Regions from separate parts of the Homo sapiens genome. Here region 2 is linked to region 1. Evidence: read pairs that join two places in POLR2A ChIA-PET (ENCODE). Cell type or tissue: GM12878. All regions are shown on one strand. Each heading gives the region's core, and the rest is flanking DNA. Links, peaks and the distances in the headings are about the cores only. Region 1 overlaps TGFB2 (transforming growth factor beta 2). Region 2 overlaps GPATCH2 (G-patch domain containing 2).

Region 1 (5,384 bases), core at 62-5,061:
TTGCTCTGTGGCCCAGGCTGGAGTGTAATGGCGCAATCTCAGCTCACTGCAACCTCCGCCTCTTGGGTTCACGCAACTCACCTGTCTCAGCCTCCTGAGTAGCTGGGATTACAGGCGCCTGCCACCACGCCTGGCTAATTTTTTGTATTTTTAGTAGAGACGGGATTTCACCATGTTGGCCAGGCTGGTCTCAAACTCCTGACCTCAGGTGATCCACTGCCTCCGCCTCCCAAAGTGCTGGGATTACAGGCGTGAGCCACTGCACCTGGCTCAAGCACCTAAACTTTGGATCAGGCTTTATACCTAGAAAAAAAGAGTAAGACAGAGAAAAGAGGAAGAGTTCTAAAGCTCTTAAACTGGAAAAATAGGATTCCTCTATGATTTGCAGTAGTAGTCTGCCTTGACTGCACATTTTAATCAACGGAGGAACTTGAAAATCTTGATGCCTGGGTTGAAGTCCCTAAAAGTCTAGTTAATTGACTGGGGTGGACTTAGTTTTAAGTTCCTCAGATGATTTTAAATGTACAGCCAGGATCAGCACCCCTCACTGAAAGAAACTGGTAGTACTCAGACTGAAGAAGGGAAGACTTAGGGATATCAAATCTCAAGGGATTTCAAAGATTTCAGGGACTTACTTTCTATATAGCCAAGGAGCCACAGTTTGACTCAATATAAAAATAATTTTCTAAAAATTTAGAAGATTAAAAAAAAAAAAGAAACCAAACAACTCACTCTCTTTCAAGGTTGTGAGAGATCACACCTCACTGGCCTCCCTGGAAGAACCTGTGTACTCACAAGGCGCAGTCTGTCCCAAAAGATGCAGTGGGGCTTCCTGAATATGGTGGCAGGGTGAGCTAGATGGCCTGGCAGCCCACTTCCAGTTCTGCCATTACATCATGCTCTCCACCGATGGAGCCTCCAAAAATTGTTTTTCTTCCCTAAATTCCACTATGTTAGTTAGATATTTGTTTACTCACCCCCTGCATCAAAATCACCTGATAGGCTTATTAATATGCTTGTTACTTGGTTCCATATTAGATCTACTGGGTGAATAGTAGGCAATTCTTTTTTACACTCAAGTTTGAGAACTTCTGCCCTAGACTATGATGGTCTAACCACAATGCACTTGACCAGGCTTCCCTTCTGGTTACTCAGCGTCATGAACTAGCTAGAGAGGAATGAAAAATGTCCATCCTACCTTTCCTACTCCAAAAAGAATGACCTGATTTCACTGCAGGCTCAGAATTCTATTTTATGTCCCCTTCTCATTTTATAATACCTTTACTAACTTCATCACTGCAAAGGCCATTTTTTAATCCCCATTTCACAGATAAAGAAATCAAGGCCTGGCGCGGTGGCTCACACCTGTAATCCCAGCACTTTGGGAGGCCGAGGTGGGTGGATCACGAGGTCAGGAGATCGAGACCATCCTGGCTAACATGGTGAAATCCCGTCTCTACTAAAAATACAAAACAAAATTAGCCAGGTGTGGTGGCAGACGCCTGTAGTCCCAGCTACTCTGGAGGCTGAGGCAGGAGAATGGTGTGAACCCAGGAGGCAGAGCTTGCAGTGAGCCGAGATTGCGCCACTGCACTCCAGCCTGGGCGACAGAGCGAGACTCCATCTCAACAAAAAAAAAAAAAAAGAAAAAGAAAAGAAAATAAATCAAGAGTGAGGAAAGTAAAATAACTTTGGGCTAAAGTCGAAGTGAGGCTAGCCTTTGAATCCAAAGCTTTTCAGTATAATATCCTGCCTTCTGTGCAAAGGAGTCCTGAGTTGAAGGTATGACTACCACGCCAGGCAGAAACACCAACACATGCAATGGAGCGTGGTGGCAACAAAATACAAATAAAATAACAAGGCAGCAGCTCCTCCTCCACTAGAGATAAGTTTGACCTTGAAGTAAAGCTTGAAAAACTTTAATGCAAGGCCATAGTATTTTCACGGATACTCCCTAAGAGAACGCACCTGATGTGGAGACCTGGGGGCTCACCCAGTGTGAAAGTTTCCCAGTGAGAAGCACTTTACTAATACCAGTATTGCCCAGGGTCTTTCAGATCCCCATACATTGGTGCCTAGTGCTGCTGTTCTCAGTGGTATCCCCTGGCTCTTATTCACAAGCCCACAGAATGAAGAGAACAAACCCCCTCATTTCCCTTTCCAGAAATGACTGCACTTTTCCTGCAGCTCAGCAGTGACTGGTGTGGACTTCTGACATGCTTAATGAATGTGTAGTGGCCCCTCATTCCTGACATCCCCAGCTTTGAAGGAAGTAGTTTGGGGTTCATTAGCCATTCCCCAGAGTGTGGCAAGACAAGCAACCCACCGAGTGGTTGGAGGGCAATAAACTAGCTACTATTTGTGTGTGCACAGACACAGCCAGCAAGAAACCAAGACAATTGTGTTTTGGGGTTTTCTGAAATTTGTCTTGGCACACTGGATATGGATTTTATTTCACTACCACATCCCAAACACTGCTGACGTTCAAGTCACAGCAATTTAACATAAAATGACTAAGAAATAAACAGCGCATCAGCGGTGGTTTCTGATTTTCTCTCCGGCCATCCCACCTATTACATGTAACACAGCACCAGAGCATCTGCTATGTAAAGACAGAGTCTCCGAGAGGGGGATGATATCAGACTTGACGAGCTGTTGGCAATGGTGAGTCTAATTGTGTCGGCATCAGCTTACGTGACTTGGCCTTCATCTAACTGCTATTTGAGACTGTGCGTACTGTCAGCATGAGTGTTTGGGCTCCTTCTTACACTGCGCAAAAAAAAAGTAAAATAACAGTGGTGCCGGCCCATGGTGTTTAGTTTTCTTGAACTGTGTCAGACATGGGGTTTCCAGTTTCTATTCCAAAGTTTCCATCATCCTCATAAAACCCCACCTACACGGAGACACCTATTTCACTTCAGTTCCTCTACATTCCTCATCAGGCTCAGGGTTGTGCAGGCAGTTTGTGTAGGGTGTACTGGGTGTTAGCAGTAAAAGCATTGGGTGCTGAAAGGGCAGGCCAACTGTTGATGTTAAGAGGCCAATGCCGGCCGGGTGCGGTGGCTTACGCCTATAATCCAAGCACTTTGGGAGGCCGAGGCGGGCGGATCACGAGGTCAGGAGATCGAGACCATCCTGGCTAACGCAGTGAAACCCCGTCTCTACTAAAAATACAAAAAAAAATTAGCCAGGCATGGTGGTGGGCACCTGTAATCCCAGCTACTCGGGAGGCTGAGGCAGGAGAATGGCGTTAACCCGGGAGGTGGAGCTTGCAGTGAGCCGAGATTGCGCCACTGGACTCCAGCCTGGGCGACAGAGCAAGGCTCTGTCTAAAAAAAAAAAAAAAAGAGGCCGATGCCTAACGTAGAGGAGTCTCAGAGCCCATGAGCATGAAGAGTATGGCTGCACCCACGTTTGTGGGCAGGTAAACCGTGAATGTGATATGTCCCTTCCCAATGGCCTCATCGGGGCAGGTGGTCCTCACAGCTGGAACAGGCCACTGAAGCAGCTCTTCTCTGCCATAATCTCATCCCTTAAAGCAGATAACTTTATTTTTTTCTTTTTCTCTCTCCCTTCCTATCTTTTCTACTTCCTTTGCTCCATTTTCTTTCTCTCCTCTTTTTCTCACTTCCCTTCAATCTGTGCTTTTGTTTGCTGTGATATCCAGGGAGCAAAATAGTCATCTTTTTGGTTCTTTCATGGCTTTTAATGAGGCCAGTGAGCCCATGACACAGATAACCATATACCATTCTAGAATGCAGTAAAGGCTTCAAACAAGATCAGTAGAAGGAAGCCGGCCTGTGTTGATTCCTTTAATGAATTAAACTTGGAAATTTAGGATCTCATCCTTAACCTTTTAATAGATTAGAAGCACATTTTATTTTGATCTCTTTTACAGATTAAGAAACTGAAGGGTAAAATCTTTGCAGGATGACACCAAGCATTGGCAAAATAGGACTTAAACCACACAGCCCTGGACATCCTTGCTCAGCATTGGACATTCTTGCTCATCCCTGCAAAGAAAGCACTCTTATCCCACAACAAATAAACGCCAACATTCCCCTTTCCAGAAACGAATGCACTTTCCCCTGCAGCTCTGTAATGACTAGTATGGACTTTTGACATGCTTAATGGGTGTAGCGGGTCATTATTAGCCGAAAATCTTTCTCTAATCTTTTCAAAATTATAGCAGTGATGCATGTAATGGCCAATGCATGTCTTGTACTGTGAGATTTTCTTTGTGTTTTCTGTAAGCTTCTTGCTTGTGGGCTAATTTTTCTGTAAGGGAATTGCCTAATTACTTTGAGGCACTGTGCTGATTTGTTGCTCTGCCCTAAAGCTTAAGCTAATAAGTGGCGGGGCACACCCTGCTAGGATTGCAAGCTGTTTACCAACTTAACCAAGTGGCATGGGCTGTTATTACTAGCACATTAAATTAATGGCTTGAGAGTGAATAAATACGAAGAGGAATACATGGTCTGGATTATCCAGTTTTAGAGAAGTAAAAAGCAAAGACAGCTGATGTTCAATTTCTCTGCAAGTCTTTATTGAAATTAGAAATGATAGCACACAAAGGGGTTGCCTGGCACCTACTAGGTGCTCTCTCTTATAAGCATCAAACTCTTCTTACTGCAATTTTCTTTACAAGACAAGACAAGACAGTTTCTCTCAGAACCCTTCAGTGACAGAGAACTTAGAACCCAGACAGGTGGCCCACTTCAGCCTCTGACCATTGTTCCAACAGTACAAGAGTTCTTCCCTACCTCAGGCTGACAGCTGCTTTCTACAAGAGCTACACCACATAAGTGGGTCTAGTTCAGCCACATAAGATGATCTATTCCCTTTCCACTCGATCCTACTTAGATCAAGCCAGTTTTTTGTTTGTTTGTTTGTTTGTTTGTTTTGAGACGGAGTCTTGCTCTGTCGTCCAGGCTGGAGTGCAGTGGCATGATCTCGGCTCACTGCAAGCTCCGCCTCCTGGGTTCACACCATTCTCCTGCCTCAGCCTCCTGAGTAGCTGGGACTGCAGGCACCCGCCACCATACCCGGCTATTTTATTCTTATTTTTTTAGTAGAGATGGGGTTTCACGTATTGGCCAGGATGGTCTCGATCTCTTGACCTTGTGATCCGCCCACCTTGGCCTCCCAAAGTGCTGGGATTACAGGCGTGAGCCACCGTGCCTGGCCGATCAAGCCAGTTTTTGAAGCCAGTTTTTGCATCTTCTCTTCTTCATCTCTTTTCTTCTGTAAGCAAACATCCCATCTTTCCTTTCACATTTTGTCATGAAAGCCATTCACTTGTTCTAGTTGTTCTCTACTTTGCCCCAATCTTAAACCTGAACCATTACATCTGAACATAATTCTCAAGGCAGAATAGAGTAGAA
Region 2 (5,384 bases), core at 240-5,239, 900 kb after region 1:
GAACTAAGCTAAGCTACATCTATGATGTGTTCCTCTTATTATTTACAATACAAAAATTAGACTTTCTGCTTTCCTAAATGGTTCTTATCCCTCTATGTACAATGCTTACAATAATATTCCGCTTTTAGTATTAAGTTGCATCAGGATATATTTTATCTGAAAATACAATTTTATAAAGCTCATTTTCTACCCTTTAGAACTTGAGAAGTACTAAAGCAATGTTATAAATCTAGGTTTTAGACTATGGTATACCTGGTTGCTTCCAGCCAAGCTTTATTCTGAAATTAAAAATTACCTTTAATAGCTAATACCTTATAGGGAAGAAATTGACCAATTTTTTTTTATCTTTTTAAATCTTTTTGACCAATTTTTGAGTCAGCTTTTACTTAAACTTTGATGTGCCATTTCAGATCTGTATCCTTACTAGGTAGATTATTAATTAATAAATCCAGTTAATTCTTGTTACATATGGTAGTTATGTTCTATGTAGTCAACTCAAACACTGAATCAATGAATACTGAACCATTGCTTGTAGGGGAAATACAGGGTTAGGTTTCTTTGAGCCCCAGGTCTCATCTTCATCAACTGATCAATACATAACCTTGTTTTGTGTGTGATTCTGTTTAAAGATACCTTATTTAATGTCTGTTGTTGATTCATTAACATCGAACTCAGGGCCAACAGCATTATAACTCATGCCTGAATGAAGCTTATCTAAAGCACATATTTTCTCTTTAAGACCCATCACTGTCTTCTTGCAGTTAGGAACACTAGACAGCACTTTAGCACTATGCTTGGGGCCATTTTAAATAGCGAAGTCACCAACAGAAGCACAATTATGCAAAACAAACAAACAAACAAACAAAAAACCCAAAAAACTCATAGCATTAAACAGACTGCAAGAAATACACTTGTTTATACTATGAGAGCTTGAAACAAGGCCGTGTCACCTGGCTGGAGCTCAGCTGGAAACGTGTTAGAGGCTACTCAGATTTTTACCACTCTGGCTACACATGTCTGCAAATGACTGCAAAAGCAGGGGAAGTATTGGTTTTTGTGTTACAAATAAATGTTAGCAAGTAGGTGTATGGAATCTGAATAATGACAATGAATTGTACATGTATGTATATGTACAATACATTCTACTTACATAAGGGATAATAATTTCTTAGTTCAACTCAGACCTAACTGTATAGCAGACTAAACTGTTGTCTAAAGTCAGGTGCAAGTGGTGAAATGCAAGACCATGAAGTATAAAATCTTTTAGTTTATTGTTGAAGGAATGACTAATTAGCATGCATGATTACCTTATGCTTTTCTCATACCAACTTAACACAAAGAAACAATAATATTAACCCTACTTTTAAAATCCCATCTCTCACTCCTTTCTCCATCTTATTGATTCTTCTTTCTTGCTATTCTTCAGTGCTAAGTCCCATTTCAATTTACTATACATAGTGATCGTGCCTTTACTATACATTTGTTAAATAACTTACTCACCAGCCACTATCTATTGAGGACTCTCTATTTTTATTAAAAGAGTTATTTGTAAAAAACAACATAGTTTTTCCCCTGAGGTGGTTATAGTCTGGAGCAGGTAAGCAGTAATTATACTATGTTGGTAAATGTTTCAGAAAACCATAGAGAAGGCACTATGAAGGCCACGAAAGAGAAATGTGAAAGTTAGTTCAGGGGTGGAAGGAAAGAGGGAGAGGCAACTATAGGAAGCATCATTTTTTGTTTTGTCTTCTTTAATTCTGAAGCTTTTCTTCCTTGAGACATTTTGACTGAGTTTACAAGAAGTATCTTAGTGAGTCAGATCATAGTTTAGTTTTTACTTAGTTCCCCTTTTAATTTTGAGGACACTGTTGAGTGTGAAGAGACTTGAAATTATTTTGCAGACATTTGAGGAATTACCTGAACAGTGGCTGCCAATAGAAGCACTCCTGAGCTTGAGTGCCTTATGTATAATCAGGTAGTAAAGAGAGGATTGGTGGGGAATGAGAATTCTGCTCTTTGCCTTTCCTCTTGGGATGTGAGACTTTTAATAATCTTGAAAAATGTCATGAATAGCCACAGAAACTCTTAGTTCCTTTTCTTTAAATGTAAAAACCATTATCCACAAGGTATACTTTTCTTCCTGGTTTAATTCAGCAGTTTTTCCAATTGTACCTAGGTTTTTTACTTACAGATTTTAATGTAATTCTTATATGAGTTATTTTTTAATATACATCTGCAGGTCACTAATAAGGGGATTGTATCTTCGTTTGGCCTAAGTCCAGCAATCTGAAAGTTGGAAGGTAAGAAGCACTTCGCACCATATTCACAAGTTCTGTTTTTGATCAGAGTTGACATTATTGAGTCAGAATCCAGAAAGCAACCTCACTTGTGACACTGATAGGAGTCCAAGGGAACAGAAAAAAAAAAATGTATCAAGAAGAAGAATGAAAAAATTTTCAGAGTCTTTTGAGCTGCTCTTGCTTATTAGAGCAGGGATCAAGGATTCTTGTTTGTTTTGAATTCATAATCTGACTTTAAAAAAAAATATGTTGGGAGTCTTCTTTTTTTTTTGAGACAGAGTCTCACTTTTTCATCCAGGCTGGAGTGCAGTGGCGCAATCTCGGCTCACTGCAACCTCCGTCTCCCGAGTTCAAACGATTCTCATGCCTCAGCCTCCCTGAGTAGCTGGGATTAATTACAGGCGCCTGCCACCATGCCCGGCTAATTTTTCTATTTTTAGTAGAGACAAGGTTTCGCTATGTTGGCCAGGCTGGTTTCGAACTCCCGACTTCAGGTGATCCGCCCGCCATGGCCTCCCAAAGTGCTGGGATTACAGGCGTGAGCCACTGCACCTGGCCAGGAGCCTTCTAAATGCAAATACATGTTGTTCAAGTAACACCTTAGATTAATTTTTTCATCTTTGCCCCATAAAAGATCTAAGCTCACATATTAACTTGTGATTCATGACCCAGAGATCTCTGTAGTTTTATCTGAGCTTCCTTTTGAAGTTGCAGTGGTATCCCCAGATGTATAATTGTACTGATAAGGTGAGATAAGTTTGTGATGGGTTTTATACATATAGATGCATTGCATTAAGTAATGCCATTGTTTGACTTGTTTTTATGTACAAAGCCCATCAAAACTATACATTTGAGGAAGAAAACACATTATAATATAAATCTAATAAAAGGAGCTATAACATCAACGTTCAGAGAGGGTGCTATCTCATTTAAATTCATCCAGATTGGTGGCCTCTCTGAGAACTATCGAAACCTAGTAGATACAACCTAATGTTTATTTTGGTCCTTATAATTGCATTTTTCAAAACTAAACTATAAATTTTTTATTTTTTTTTCCATAACATTTGGTTTGGGATTTTGAGTTCTTTGTTTGAACTGTTGTAACACAAGCCTCAGGAATAGTGTTCAAGTATCTGTCTTTTATCTTAGAATTAGAAAACATAATTAACTATTAACTATTATTATTAATTTAATGTAGAGGTAGAGATTTCATCATCTTACTTCTAGCTATCTGTGTCACAAATGTTGGTTTGTATATATATTTTTTAAAAGGCACTAGACTTAGAAATGCCAAAGTAATTAATTTTCTTTATTTTCAGAAACAATTTAGTGTTCATGGTACGAAGTGTTTCTAAATTGAAACACTTTCAGATTAATGGATTTAAGATAACTGGTTGCTCTTTTCTATAAGTAGTAATAATGAGATATGGCTTCAGCTACATATCAGATACCAGATCTCACTTCCTGTTCCTTTATTTCATTCATCCATTCATTCAGCAAATATTTGCTGAGCACTAAAATGCTCCAGACACAGTGCATGAACCCTGAAGATATAGGCAAATTGCATAACCCAAGCAAAGGGCCAGAGATGAGCAACAGCATGGTACATACCCCAAACTAAGAACTTCACTATGGCTAGGATATATAATTTAGAAGAAAGAAGGTTAGGTTGGGGTAGGAGGAAGCATAATAAATTATGAATTTAGAGATGTAATCAAATTATGAAGGGTCATGAAAGCCTTGTACAAGATTTTGAGTTTGATCTCCATAGAGTCATATAATTAGATTAATTTTAGAAAGCTCATAGTGTCTGCAGTGTGGAGAGTAGATTAGAAGGAAGCAGGCCTGGAAGCAGGGAGATCATTTGGGAGACTTTTCCAGGACAGAGAAAATGGTGGTCTAAACTGGGATGGTTGCAAGGGGGATGAAAAGAAGTAGATATTTAAGAGAAAATTTAAGAATACTTATTTAGTTCAGACGTTCCTGAAAGAATGAGCCTAACCATATTCTTGATCATCTAAGGAAGGTCTATTCCTTCTCAAGGACAGCTAAGTAAACTAATAATTGATTCTAAGTGATGTAATTGAACAGTTCAAAGCAGTTATTCGTCATTAGAAATTATTGATACTGGTCAGATAATACCTACTGAGAGCTAGTCCCATTAATTTTCATCATAATTATAATCATAGCATTTAAGCCATATTATTTCTCAGCATTTCCTATGTTCCAGTTTTATAGCACTGAATATTTTAAATGGTTTATATTACTTAATACTCACAGTAGCTTTACAGGTAGATATTATTGTTATTTCCATTTTACAGGTGGAGACCAAGGCTTAGAGAAGTTAAGTACTTTGCCTAAAGTTACACAGGTTGTAAATGGTAAAGCTATTATTGGAACCTAGTGACTTTTTAGTTACTGGCCCAGCTGGGATTAGAACCCAGCTCTATCCTGTATTATTATTTCCAAGACTTTTATTTTTGTTGGGGTTAATTGCTAATATTCTGTACAACTTCGTTTTAGCCCAGTCTTGCATATAATCATATTTTCTGCATAAATAAGATAAGCTAGAGTTTGAGTGAGCACATAGTGAAGAATATTGACTATTTGTTTTTTTCTTTCCAATTAGTTAGGGTAAAGCAAGTGTAAAGGGAAGTGGATGGTAAGGCATTTTGAGGAGGCAATCAAATATGTTTTTTTCTAATTATATATTTCCAAGCCAATAATTTCTTTGAAGAAGAATGTTTTAAGCGTGTTTCTTTACCATGTTAGGCCAGTAGGTACAGAGAAAATAATATTAGCTCTTTATGTCAGCATAGGTAACAAAGCCTTAAAAAATTCACAGCTGAATGCAACAGTGAAGGCCGTTGACAAGAGAGGTTGCATTACTTCAACCAGGGCTACTGCAGTGAACCAAAAAAAGAACTGAGTTCTAGGCTTCCATCTCCAGGCTACATCTTAACTGACTAAGAGGGCAGTTTAGCTGTCCAGGAAGAACTCGATTGCTAACTCTCACTGATAATTTTGCAACAGTGACAATAAAGAATGAATTTTAAAAAGAAAAACTTGTCTCCCTGAACTATT

Evidence for each region. Peaks named below come from ENCODE experiments on the same cell type or tissue, not always from the same donor. Only the 100,000 strongest peaks of a DNase experiment are listed, where the experiment ranks them.
Region 2: POLR2A ChIA-PET joins it to region 1 with 5 read pairs; 2 of 35 experiments call an interaction of 5 or more read pairs at or near these places.

The regions. Positions count from the first base shown.
Region 1 is chr1:218,391,873-218,397,256 of GRCh38, reverse strand. All of the region lies in intron 1 of TGFB2 (transforming growth factor beta 2), which reads right to left. Among named protein-coding and RNA genes, the nearest start is that of TGFB2-OT1, 48 kb to the left of the region's middle. In GM12878, for the core only: no CTCF peak of the experiment used is centred there; no DNase peak of the experiment used is centred there.
Region 2 is chr1:217,491,931-217,497,314 of GRCh38, reverse strand. The region is part of intron 7 of GPATCH2 (G-patch domain containing 2); the gene reads left to right. Among named protein-coding and RNA genes, the nearest start is that of GPATCH2, 140 kb to the left of the region's middle. In GM12878, for the core only: no CTCF peak of the experiment used is centred there; DNase peaks (open chromatin) are centred at 1,904 and 2,344.